Linked DNA regions of Mus musculus: all the other regions are linked to region 3. The links are chromatin loops, found by intact Hi-C in ENCODE. Cell type or tissue: gastrocnemius. All regions are shown on one strand. Region 1 overlaps Shroom1 (shroom family member 1). Region 2 has its middle 7.4 kb from the start of Sowaha. Region 3 overlaps Septin8 (septin 8).

Region 1 (4,000 bases), 58 kb after region 3:
GAGAGAGAGAGTGTTAGTTTCCCTTGTCGGCTGCAGGCAATGCATGCTCCTCTTAGAGAGTTTATTAGAATATAAAATGCAATGCTTGTTTATACCTTAAGCTTCTTCTCTCTTGACCCTCCTGCCTCCCACCAACTCTGACAGAGGGACTCGCCATCACACGGGAGTGTGCAGGGTTTATAATCCTTCCTCATGCTTTTTTTTTTTTTTTTTTTTTTGGTTTTGTTCTTTGGTTTTTTTGTTTTTGTTGTTGTTGTTTTTGTTTGTTTGTTTGTTTTTGTTTTGTTTTATGAGACAGGGTTTTTCTGTGTAGCCCTGGCTGTCCTGGAACTCACTCTGTAGACCAGGCTGGCCTTGAACTCAGAGATCTGCCTGCCTCTGCCTCCCAAGTGCTGGGATTAAAGGCGTGCACCACTACGCCCGGCTTGTGCTTTGTTTTTGTGGTCGCTCTATGAGGGCTTGAACCCAGACTCTCACACATGGCAAGCAAGCACTCTACAGCTCTATCTGTAGCCCTCTCTTTAAGTTACTTTTATATTTATTTGTTTATTTAGGGGTGTTGTGCCTGCATGTATGTCTGTGCATTACCTGTGTGCAAACCAGAGAGTGTCAGATTCCCTGGAACTGGAGTTACAGACGGGTGTGGGCCATATACCATAGATGCGTGAAATAAAACCCAGGTCCTCTGGCAGAACAGCACGTGATCTTAACTGCTGGTCCATCTCTTCACACACACACACACCCCCAACCCTGTATCCCCAACTCCCACCCCTGCAGACTTCTTTTTTCTGTCTTTTGTGGAGGCAGACCTCCCCCAACCCTGTATACCTAACCCGAAACCCTGCAGCCCTCTTTTTACGTCTTATTTTGAGGGAGAGTCTCCTAAGTTGTCCAGGCTGGCTTTGAGTTCCCTTTGTAGCCCGGATAGACCTTACACTTGAAATCTTCAGCTTCCCATATAGCGGGGAGTACAGCTACACCACCAGGCCAGGCTTTGAATACTGCAGTTTTTACGACCCACAAATTCCCAAAGAATTACAAACTTGAATAAGGTCACAGGAGAACACCGTGGGAAGATGTGTCCTAGGAAGGCCTGGTCTGACTCCTCCCTACTCCCTCAAGGGAAAGCTCTCTATAAAGCATCGCCCCAGTTGTGGGTGAGCCTGGGACAATGTTCCCACCTCCGCTACATGTAACTAGATAAGGGTAGCAAGAAAAGGTTGTTTGTTTAGAGGACGGATTGCTGGGGCCCAGGTCAGTCTGGGAGAAAGGGGATGATGGCTGAGGTCGCTCCAGATAGTGTCCAGTTGGTCCTTAAGGAACCGGATTCGATCGTCCAGGCTGCGCTGCTGTGACAGGATCCTGGCCTTGGAGGCCAGCAGCACACAATAGGAGCGCAGATGCTCTGCGGGCAGCTCCCGCTCCAACACCTGACGCAGGGTTTGCTCCCGCCGAGCCACGTGCTCCTTCAGCTCCTTAGCTTCTTCTTGCTGTCGCTGCAGAAGTTGGAGTCGCTGCAGCAGAGAGGCCTGGAACCACCGGGAGAGGGCGCAGTGAACACCGTTGCTTCCCGGATGATCCGGGCGGTAGAAGGAAGGCCCCTCCAAACCCTGCTCTTCCCCCAACCTCAACCTATTTTACCCTCTCATCAGGGTCGCTGTTTGAGCCCGCCCTAGCCAAGGCGAGGTTTACACGGACCAGGCGACTGCCTAGCAGCAGCAGCAGACCAAGCACACGCTCTAGATCAGTCATGAACCGGCGGAACCGTTCCAGCTCCCGGGGTGTACAGGCCTGGCTCACAGCAGCCTCTAGAGCTCCGTTGCGTTGGGTCCAGTCTGCGGCGGTCCCCCGCAGTCGCTCCTGCTCAGCGTGAAGATCCTGCAGCATCTTTTGGAGGAGGCGGGCTAGTTCCACCTACCGGGAGGGCCTAAGTATTCAAAAACTGGGCCAAGTCTGGATTTCTCCAACCAGACACTAAGCCGCGGCCCCACCCAGCTTCCATCCCCCTACCCACCCCACCCCTTCCCCCACTCACTTTCTTGGCCTGGGTGCTGTTTCCTTCTGGGAATTCCTGGCCACTTGATTGGTCAGGGTCGGGGGTAGAGTTTTCAGACCTTGATGCCTCTTGGGAAGTCTGCAGGTCCTGCGTGAGGTGGTGTCCACAAGACCTGAGGACAAAGCCAAAGTTCTCTGAATCTTTCTGCCTTAGACTGCAGATACTCAGAATCAGGAGTCCTTAATGCTCACCCTTCCTCCGATGCGCCAGCAGCCTTCTCTCCCATCTCCTCAAGGGCTGGCCTCATCGCACTTCGGATCTCTTCGACAGGAAAAAGCCCATCCAGCAGGCCCTGCGGTGGCTCTGGACCGGGCTGGGCGGCAAGAGTACGGCTCAAAGAGGGATCCAGTCTGGCCAGCTCTTGAACCAGCGCCTCAAAATGCCGACTAGGCCAAGTAGTCTTGGAATCAAACTGGCCCCAAGTCAGGGAAGTGTGGTGAGGGGACCCTGGAGTCTCAGAGTCTGAAGGTCTCAAGACATCGACTGGGGGAGGCTTGAGGGGTTTTTTCTCTGTAGCTGCAGAGGGGTCAGTGGTCCCATTAGTGTCAAAGGTTGGGATGTCGTCATTTGTAGTCTCTGGAATGCTTGTGGGTCTGGAGAGATCCACAGAGCCGTTCACCGCTTGCCCACAGTCCTCTGTACCCGTGATCCCTGGAGTCTCATGGAGGGGTCTCTCTGCTGAAACTGCAATCTGACCAGCTTTTTTGCTTAAGTCGTTTTCATACTGCCGGTAGGAGGTGCTGGAAGTAGACGGGATACTGAATCAGAAAAGGCTCTGGTGCAGACAAGAGCTCAAGGTCTGGCTGCTTGCCGCCATCCCCCAACACCTGGGCATTACCTGAGAGAGTTCCCAGCCCTTTGGCATTTTTTAGATGTATATGTGTTAGGAGAGTGTCTCTCTGTGTTTGGACACAGGAAGGGATTCACCTGGTGGGGAGCCCTTGGGAATCTTGAGGTGACGGTGTTTTGGCTTCTCTCAGGAACACGTCATCTTCAGGGAGGGAGGGGCCCGGAGTAGACACCGAGGTCTCAGAGATTCTCCGACCACAGCCAGCCGGTTTGGTCTGGAGGGCCTCTCCAGGACACACTCCTGTGACCTCCTTCTGAGTCAAAGACCTAGAGGCAGGGAGCCTACAGTGACCAGGAAAGAGGCCCTTCCCACGGCCCCAGACAAACAGCAGAGCATGCAGTTTGCACAAGACTGTCGGAAGTCTCAGACTGAGGCACGTAGACTGTCCTGTAATGATTAGATCTTTGCCAACTTGAATGGATTTGGAATTACCTAGGAGACACACCTCTGACTGACTCTGAGGGGGTTTCCAGAGAGGTGCCACTGGGGAGGGAAGATGTATATGTGTGAGGAGAATGTCTGAGATTGTAATCTGACTGAATGTGGGCAGAGTCATCCCATGGACTGAAGTTTGAGGACTGAACAGAAGTGGAAAGGGCACTGAGCCCCAGCAGGAGTCCGTTTCCTGATGGAGGGTAACCAGAAGCCTCACACGCCCTGAATCCATGCCTTCCTGCCGGGATGGACTCCACTCTCTTCAACCGCGAGCCAAAATAAATATTTCTTCTTCAAGTCTCCATTCTTAAGAATTTGTTCACGGGGCTGGAGAGATGGCTCAGAGGTTTAGAGTACTGACTGCTCTTCCAGAGGTCCTGAGTTCAAATCCCAGCAACCACATAGTGGCTCACAACCATCTGTAATGGGATCCAAGTGCCCTCTTCTGGTGAGTCTGAAGATAGCTATAGTGTATGCATACACATAAAATAAATAAATAAATCTTCAAAAGAAAAAAAATTGTTCTCAACAATAGGAAAAGTAATGGATATGGGACCTGTGATTCCTTTTTAAATCAAGACCCGTGAAAGTTGACTCCAAGAGTGTCCCTTATCTCTCACCTGGAAAGCTTGGTGTGAAGCAGTGGTCTGCGGATGTCT
Region 2 (4,000 bases), 52 kb after region 3:
AGATCCAGGCTACTGAGCAATCCTGCCAAAACCAAAACAGAACAGAACAAAAATCCACAGAAGGCACAAATTAAAAATGCAAGGGGACAGCATCTGAGGAAAGGCACCTGCGGTTGCCTTCTGGAGACCACGCATGTGGGCATGCGCGTGCACCCACACACACATTTGCACCTGCACACAAGTAAACATGCACACACACACACTCACCATGAAATGCACCCAGGCACATGTAAACAAATAAATAAATGTAATCGAAAAGTTAACTGTTGAGACGGTTAAGGTGCTAAAGGTTGTCCCAGGAGAGTGGGCTTTTCATGGAAGACAATTGTTGCTGCAGGTATGTGTGAGTGTTTTACAGTGCCTTTGATGGAGGCGGGGTTTACTCCAGAACAAGCCTCGATTGCCTAATTGAAGATTCAGGACACGGGTAATGAATCTGCAAGCTGTGTTTGTTAAGTATGTTCCAGGCACAGTTTCAATGTGCTGAAGTTATTAACAAGCCTTGTGTGTGCCACAGACTATCCGTATCTGGATGCTCTCCTCACCCACCCCATGTGTGCATGTGTTTGTGTGCGCGCTTGTGCAGACGCACATAGTGGAGGGTGCACGTGGATGGGTGCAAATGCATGTTGAAGCTTCAGGTTGACGGCTGAGATAATTCCCAACCGCTCTTCCACCTTCTGCAGTGAGGCAGGGTCTCTCAGTCAACCTAGGATTCGTGGATATAGCTAAGTCTCCCTAGCCAGCTTGCTCTAAGGATCTCCGGTCTCTGTCTTCGGAGGCTAGAATCACAGGTGGGCCACCATGCCCATCTGGCATCAATATTGGTTTTTGGGACTGAACTCTGGTCATCACGCTTGCTCACCAAGCTTCTAAGTCCTGAACCATGTCGCTGGCCCATTAATGTCTCGATTTTAAGTCAGGAAGTTAAAAGGCTGCAATAGTCAGAAGAAACGTGTCCAGGTTCACATCTAGTAAGTGGCAGAGAGGCATAGCATCATCCCTAAACCCATTCATTGACTGTGAGGGTTAGTGTTGGCGACCTGAATCTGGTAGCATCTAGAGAGATGGGCTTCTGAAAATTACCTTGATTATATGACTTGATCTTGGGTGGGACCACACCCTGGGCAGGGAATCCTGGACTGTGTAAAACAGAGAGAGGAAGCTGAGTAGAGACAAGCTCACATTCATCTCTCTCTGCTTCCTGTCTGGACACGGTGTGACCAGCTGCTCCAACCACCAGCGGCCTTGCATTCTCTGCCCAGATGGACTGCACCCTGGAACTGCCATTCTGATTAAAGCCTCACTCCCTTACTTTGTTTTTAATCACAGGACCAGACACGAAAACAGTGACTCTGGGCTATTCTCCACACTCCATCTCTGTCCTCTGTGGGATGAAAGACTGGCAGTTCCCATCCTGCAGACTGCGGGAGAAGGAGCGACACCAAGTGAATAGTTAGGACTCTCGGAGATCTGCAACCTATGGGCAGGGGTTGGGGGTGCTGAGTTGTTTCCAGGATTTGCTTTACATCATTCTTTTAAAAAAACAAAACAAAACAAACAAACAAACAAACAAAAACAAACCAAACCAAACCCAAAAAAAAAAAACCCACATTTGTGTTTGCAAACAAACATACTTCATTCTATTAGGAAAAATGTAAAGGGGAGTTAACCCACTTTTGTATGGTAGCAATTAAAATAGGATCAACAGGGCTGGAGCAGTGGCTCAGCAGGTAAGAGCACTGACTGCTTCTCCAGATGATCTAGGTTCTATTCCCAGCACTGACATGGCAGCTTCCGGTCCCATTCCATCTGTGACTCCAGTTCCAGGGGATCCGACACCCTCTACTGGATTCTGCAGGCACATACATGCAGGCAAAACACCCATATACATAAAATAATATTTTTTGTTCCTTTTGAGACAGGGTCTCATTGTCAAATTCTGTCAATTAGACAAAAGCCAGCATTTCTCAGGAACTACCAAAGGAGTCCGCCTCCTTATCACTGGTAGAAAGGTCAAGTGGCTATCTGTAGTGCCCATTGTCATACTAACATATATGATGGCCTCCACGCTCCCTCAGTATTACAAGAACCTGTTACAGAGTCAGTGCTAGCATCCTGGACCTTCTCACCCTGCCTCTTACCCTAAACTTCTCCAGCTCATGGGCTTCCCTCCCCTAGTTTCTCACTCTTGTTCTAACCTTGCTACTTCAGCTATGTCCTCCCCTGGTCTTCTCTCTCTCTCTCTCTCTCTCTCTCTCTCTCTCTCTCTCTCTCTCTTTCTCTCTCTCTCTCCTCCTTCCATACATATATTTAAATAGTATTTAAATAGACATGTACATATATACATATTTAAATCTAAGGCAGACATAATAGTGCCTGCCTTTAATCCCAGCACTCAGAAAGTAGAGGCAGGAGTATTTCTTGTGAGTTCCAGGTTAGCCTGGTCTACATTGATAAGTTCTAGGCGAGCCAGGGCTAAATAGTAAGACCCTTTCTCAAAAAAAATAAATTAAAATCATCAGGTGGGTATAGGGGTACATTCCTGTGACCCCATAAGGTGAGACAGAAGACTAGGGACTCAATGTCATCCTGAATATTGATATACAGAGTTCAAGGCTAGCCTGGGGTACTTGAGGTCTTGTCTCAAAATAATAGCCATCCTCTTTAGAACCAACAATATCACTCTTTCAATATTTTATTAATTTTTTTATGTTATGTGCATGTGTATGGGCATGTGTGTGTGTGTGTGTGTGTGTGAGAGAGAGAGAGAGAGAGAGAGAGAGAAAGAGAGAGAGGGAGGGAGAGAGAGAGAGAGAGAGAGAGAGAGAGAGAGAGATGGCACATGTGTGGAGGCCAGAGAATGACTTCCAGGAGTTAGCTCTTTCCTTCTGCTGTACAGGTCCCAGAGATAAAACCGGGTTGTTGTCAGGATTGGCATCTGGTATCTTCAATCACTGAGCTATGTCTCTTTGTTCCTTCCCTTTTGGGGGGTGGGGGTGGGGTGGGGTGGTGGTTCAAGACAGGGTTTGTTTATGTAGCCCTGGCTGTTCTGGAACTCACTCTGTAGACCACACTGGCCCTGAACTCACACATATCCTCCTGATTCTGCCTCCCAAGTGAATACCGTCTTTCTTAGCTCACATCCCTCTACTATCCTTACCTTCTCCATCTAAACTGCCACCAAGTGAGCTGAAAGCACCTGCCAATCTTTGTAAAGATGCTCTCAGGGGCTGGAGAGGTGGCTCAGTGGTTAAGATCCCTGCTTGCTCTGGCAGAGGACCTGGGTTCTGTTCCCAGTATCTACGTGGCCCTTCACAACTATCTGTAACTCCAGAGTCAGGGGTTCCTGCTCCAGAGTCAGGGGTTCCTGCTCCAGAGTCAGGGGCTCCTGCTGCAGAGTCAGGGGTTCCCACTCCAGAGTCAGGGGTTCCCGCTCCAGAGTCAGGGGTTCCCACTCCAGAGTCAGGGGCTCCTGCTGCAGAGTCAGGGGTTCCCGCTCCAAAGTCAGGGACTCCTGTTCCTCCTTCTTTTGATCTCCAAAGGCACCATCAAGCACGCATGTGGCACACAGACACGCATGCAAGAAAATAGTGAACATAAATTAATCTAAAAGAGGAGGAGGAGGAGGAGGAGGAGGAGGAGTTGAAAGAGGATCCAAGGTGGAGGGGAAGTGGAAGAGGGGGATACAGGAAAAGAAGAGAAAGCATAGAGGGGGAGGGGGAAGAGAAAGAAGAAATCTTTATCCATTCCTCTCCCCCCCCCCGGGAGGGGGTGGGGAACCAAATTCTCTTGGTGGAAAAGCTGAGTGATTTAAATACCAAAGATAACAGACAGTAGCCCCCTAAGCGTGGTGGCTGAGTTGTGACAGTAACACCAGGAATCTTGAGAGGATTTCTTCACAGAAAGTGTAGTCCTTCTTTATCCCACCATTCACCTCTTCTGGGTACAGAGCATTTGCCCTAACCTTCCCTGGGAGCCTCTGCCATCTGAATGGCCA
Region 3 (4,000 bases):
AAGCATAGGTACTCTTCCACAAGGACAAGCTTTTAGGTTGGCAGGCCCTAGACAGGGGTAGCTCTTGCTGACTCTGGCCCCTTTCATATCTAGCAACCTAGGGTGCTCACTAGGGGCTCTAAACATCTTCAAAAATCCCCCTGAACAAGGACAGTTGGCACCTTGGAGATCTGCACACAGTAAGATTTGCACATGGCCAAGATCCCCTCGGAAATCACTAACGAGCTCTTGGATCCTGAGCAAAGGCAAGGCTTTCTACGTCATCCTTTCTTTGGCACATCAGAGAAAGCAACCAAACTAAGAAAGTGCAATCTTTCCTGCCTGGCCATCCAGAACAAAGCAGAGGGCCTTGCTCATTATACAGCCCAGTGGGTAACTGGGACATCCCTGTCCTGGTCCAGAACTGTTTTCTGAACCCTCGGGATCAGCCCTAATTGTCAGACATGAGGAACCGTCTGTTTTACCAAGAATTGAGGTGGCATCTAGGGAGAAGTCGGGTCTCACGGCTTGCCCACACACGAAAGCAGACTATCTTCAGAGACTGGAAATCTGCTGAAGGACCCACACCAGCAAGACTGGCAGAGCTGCAGATGAATAAAGAACCCCAAAGTATGCTGGTAGTGGGGATGGAATCAAAGCAGACCCCCCAATCTAGGAAATATGGTTCCTGAGTCCTGGGTGCTAAGCAGCTAGCTCCCTAACGCCAGGTCTTCCACACGCCAGGTCTTCCACACGCTTCTCTAGCGCCGTGGTCTCTGAACACATCTGTCCCCCAGCTCCTGTGCCTAGCATTGGCTGGCCCCCTAGACTATCTTAGGGTTTAAAATTCAGAATGGTTTACCCTCTTGCTCATCTCAAGGCATTGTCGGGTACACCCTGCCAGTTGGACAGAAAGCCCACTCCTCAGGACTCACTGTACCACTGGGAGCCTTCTCCACCCATGTTCCTGGCACCAAGTGGCTTCAGCTACTCCCAAGCAAGTCTAGGCCTTAAAAATAGCCAGAGCAGAGGCCCCAGGCCAGAACTGTGGTGTTGAGCACAACTGTCCTTGAGCCCAAGAGGAATTCTAGGAATGTTCCCAGGAACGGCTTAGGCTCTGGTCCCAGGATTCCAAGCAAGCCTCTAAACCCAGGTCAGAGGTCACGGGAAATAACTAAAAGGTCGTATGGGAGAGAGCAAAGTCAGAGAAGCTGTCATCCTGGGCCTGAGGAGAACAGAAACAGGGAGCACCTGTCCCCAGTCCAGGACACCTGGGCTGCAGCGTCTCTCTTCTACAGGACAGAAGACCGGGGAGGGGGGTGGGGGGTAAGACTCAAACCCAGATCAATGTTCACAGTGCCACCATGGTGCCCACATGGTTAACAACGAGGAGGGCTGCTGGGCCAGCAGTCCAACTTCTCCCAGGCCCAGAACTTGGTCCTGTGTTTCTCTGTCCAGAACACTTTCTCGTCTTCCCACAGCCAGGCTGTAGCTTGTCAAATAGGGATGGTTTGATTGACACACCTACCAAAACGGGTTCTCCAGAAACAAAAGAGCAGAGTTCCTGAGCCCATGCCCGTCCCTGCCACCTGCCACTGAGGCTTCTCAGGCTTCCATGTGTTGCTGGAGGAGGAGGAGGGAATGTCCCATCCTGCCACAGCACATAGGGGGCGCTCTGCTGCAGGAGGCACAGCAGCTCCAGTTTTCTGCTTGGCTAGAGACTGACTCTAGGGGCAGCCACCGCTGTCTGCCAATGTGCTCATCCAGAAGTGGTCCAACCATTCAAAGAAGGAGGCAGCATTTCCTTGTGAATGAAACACTGGCCTTAGAAGGGGGGGCGGGGGGAGTGTGGATTCCAAAATCTCCCTGCTTTGTTTACCACCTCAGGCTGGATGATGTTGCTGGCAGGTTCCAGAGGGGTGCCCTTGCACCAACATGGCCAGAGGCAGCTACAGAGGCACAGCTATGCATCTCTGCTATCCATTCACCCCAACAGCAGGCAAAGGGTTGTCTTTGTCCCTCAGGAGAATGCTGGGTCTGTCCCACAGTCCCCCCAAAAGCCCAGGTTTCCAGTGGCCCACACCCAGAGGATCCCTCTGGGAACAGTCAGAGATCATGATCAGAGATGAACACCCCCTCTGACTCTGTCCCTCTAACTTGGTTCATAAAGCCTACTATGTACCCGGAAGCTCCTCATCCTAGGAATGAATATCCAATTCAAGGCAAGCAAAAAAGACAACTGCAGTTGATGTGTTAGAATCGTGGCTGAACATAGCACACCAGGCCAAAACAGTTCCACGTGTAAGAGGTTTATTGGAGTGGGGGGGCAAGGTGGCAGCCGAAAGAGAAGTGGGGAAGAGAAAAAGAGATGAGGGGGGCTTTCTTTATATATATGGGTAATGATGTAACCCAGGTAAAGGTGGAGGTGAGCCAAGTAGATTCTGGGAATATGGTGGCTGTTGCCTTGGCAACGGGTCTGCGGGTCTCGCCTAAGTGATGTCACGGATTTCTGAGGTCCTGATGCCAACAGTATTACTGCCCAGAAACTCCCGACCCTGTCCTCTGCTGCCTCCTCCCAGCTAGGCTTCCCCACATGCGCCCTGAGGATGAACACAATGCCTATGGAAGCTAATAGAGCAACCCACTCTTCAAGCAGATGTGTCCCATTCCCCCACCCCACCCCCGTCCCCCATCCCCCCCAACCAGCTCCACATCTGGTTATACACAAAGCTAGAGCATTATAAGATGGGGGTGGGGAGGGTCCCAAAACCCTAAAGGCAACTGGAAGCAGGAAACTGGAGAGGCCCTGAGAGACACCTGGAGGCCAGCTGCTCCTTGCTTCTTTGCTCTGGGGCATGGCCGCAAGGAAGCTGGGCTTCAGTTACAAATATGTCCGGGAGTTACTGTCCCAAACACAGACCACTCCCAATTTCATCCTAGGGCTCGAAAGTCTATCACCTCAAGGGGCACTCAGGTGGAAGCTAGTCTTTGGGCATTGGGCCCATGGTTGAATGACCAGCAACCAAACTCTGCTTCCTCACCAAATCTCAGCCTGCTGACAGCAAAAAGACGATGGACCACAAAACATCCACTGCCCACCCAAAGCTTTTGGACAAGCCCCGAGTTCTCCTCCTCTGCTTATCCTCCTTGACTCTGTGGCCAGTCTCTTGCCATCGTCTTTCTTCCTGTCCCAAACAGTCCACGGTTGGATGCTGCCTTGGGTCATCAACCCCTCACCAGACTCACAGCTCTGATCCATTCCATAAGGTTCCAGTAAGGTTGGTTCATAGTTTGTTAGGTAGGGAAGGGAGGAAGAAAAGGCAACCCTAGCTCCTGGAGAAAGGTGTGGAGCCGTGGCTTTGCCTGTGGCATTCACGTGTGACCCTGCAATGCTCGGCACTGGGGGCTTCACAGGCACCTTTTTCTCAGCTATCTTTTCTGCCCAGAAAGTCTCGCCGAGGTCATTTTCACAGGATAGGGAGAGCCCAGGGAACAGGGCCCTTGAGCCACACTGGGGTGAGAAGCCTGCTTCCCACACCTAGCTTCAGGACAAAATAGGCTCTCCTTGGATAGCATGCTTTTTGGGGAAGTGTCAAGATTACAGGGTGACAACGGATGTAACAGATGGTGCTGAGGATAAAGCGGAGATGGGGGCGAGGGAGCGACTGGCTGGGAAGAAAGCCAAGGATGAGGCTGCTTCACGTTTCTCCCCTCTCCCCCGCACATCCTCACTTTGCCCGGAACCTACAGGGTCCCTCACCTAGGAGTCTGAACCTTGTCCCATTAGATGCAGACAGGAGTCACAGGAGCTGGTCAGGGTTGGAGGAGAGTGATTCTCAGAGTCAGAGTCTAAGAAGAGAGGGACCCCAAAAGTGTGCCAGGAGTCTGATGACCCAAGGAAGACAAGAGATGACAGAACCTGCTGAGGGTTGCTCCTGCAGACATATACAACAGCCATCAACCTAAGCCTCTGAGCTGACCTAAGGCTGAGCAGGACCCAGTCAGAGATGTGGGGCCAGCA

What was found. Peaks named below come from ENCODE experiments on the same cell type or tissue, not always from the same donor. Only the 100,000 strongest peaks of a DNase experiment are listed, where the experiment ranks them.
Region 1: a loop joins it to region 3, with 2.3 times the contacts of the local background. A loop is called at or near these places in 14 of 42 quality-filtered maps.
Region 2: it touches region 3 in a loop (2.0-fold over the local background); 14 of 42 quality-filtered maps call a loop at or near these places.

What each region holds. Positions count from the first base shown.
Region 1 is chr11:53,464,292-53,468,291 of GRCm38, reverse strand. Shroom1 (shroom family member 1) reads right to left here. Exons shown (of 8, transcript NM_027917.3): 3 at 3,962-4,000; 4 at 2,984-3,172; 5 at 2,248-2,796; 6 at 2,036-2,168; 7 at 1,642-1,914; 8 at 526-1,529. The coding sequence ends at 1,197. Among named protein-coding and RNA genes, the nearest start is that of Shroom1, 9.1 kb to the right of the region's middle. In gastrocnemius, a CTCF peak has its summit at 1,537 (motif pointing right); DNase peaks (open chromatin) are centred at 1,573 and 1,756; H3K4me3 peaks cover 819 bases; H3K27ac peaks cover 781 bases.
Region 2 is chr11:53,470,746-53,474,745 of GRCm38, reverse strand. No RefSeq gene overlaps it. Among named protein-coding and RNA genes, the nearest start is that of Sowaha, 7.4 kb to the left of the region's middle. In gastrocnemius, a CTCF peak has its summit at 1,869 (motif pointing left); no DNase peak of the experiment used is centred here; H3K4me3 peaks cover 155 bases; H3K27ac peaks cover 267 bases.
Region 3 is chr11:53,522,733-53,526,732 of GRCm38, reverse strand. All of the region lies in intron 1 of Septin8 (septin 8), which reads right to left. Among named protein-coding and RNA genes, the nearest start is that of Septin8, 5.0 kb to the right of the region's middle. In gastrocnemius, a CTCF peak has its summit at 1,658; DNase peaks (open chromatin) are centred at 1,648, 2,515 and 3,613; H3K4me3 peaks cover 528 bases; H3K27ac peaks cover 4,000 bases.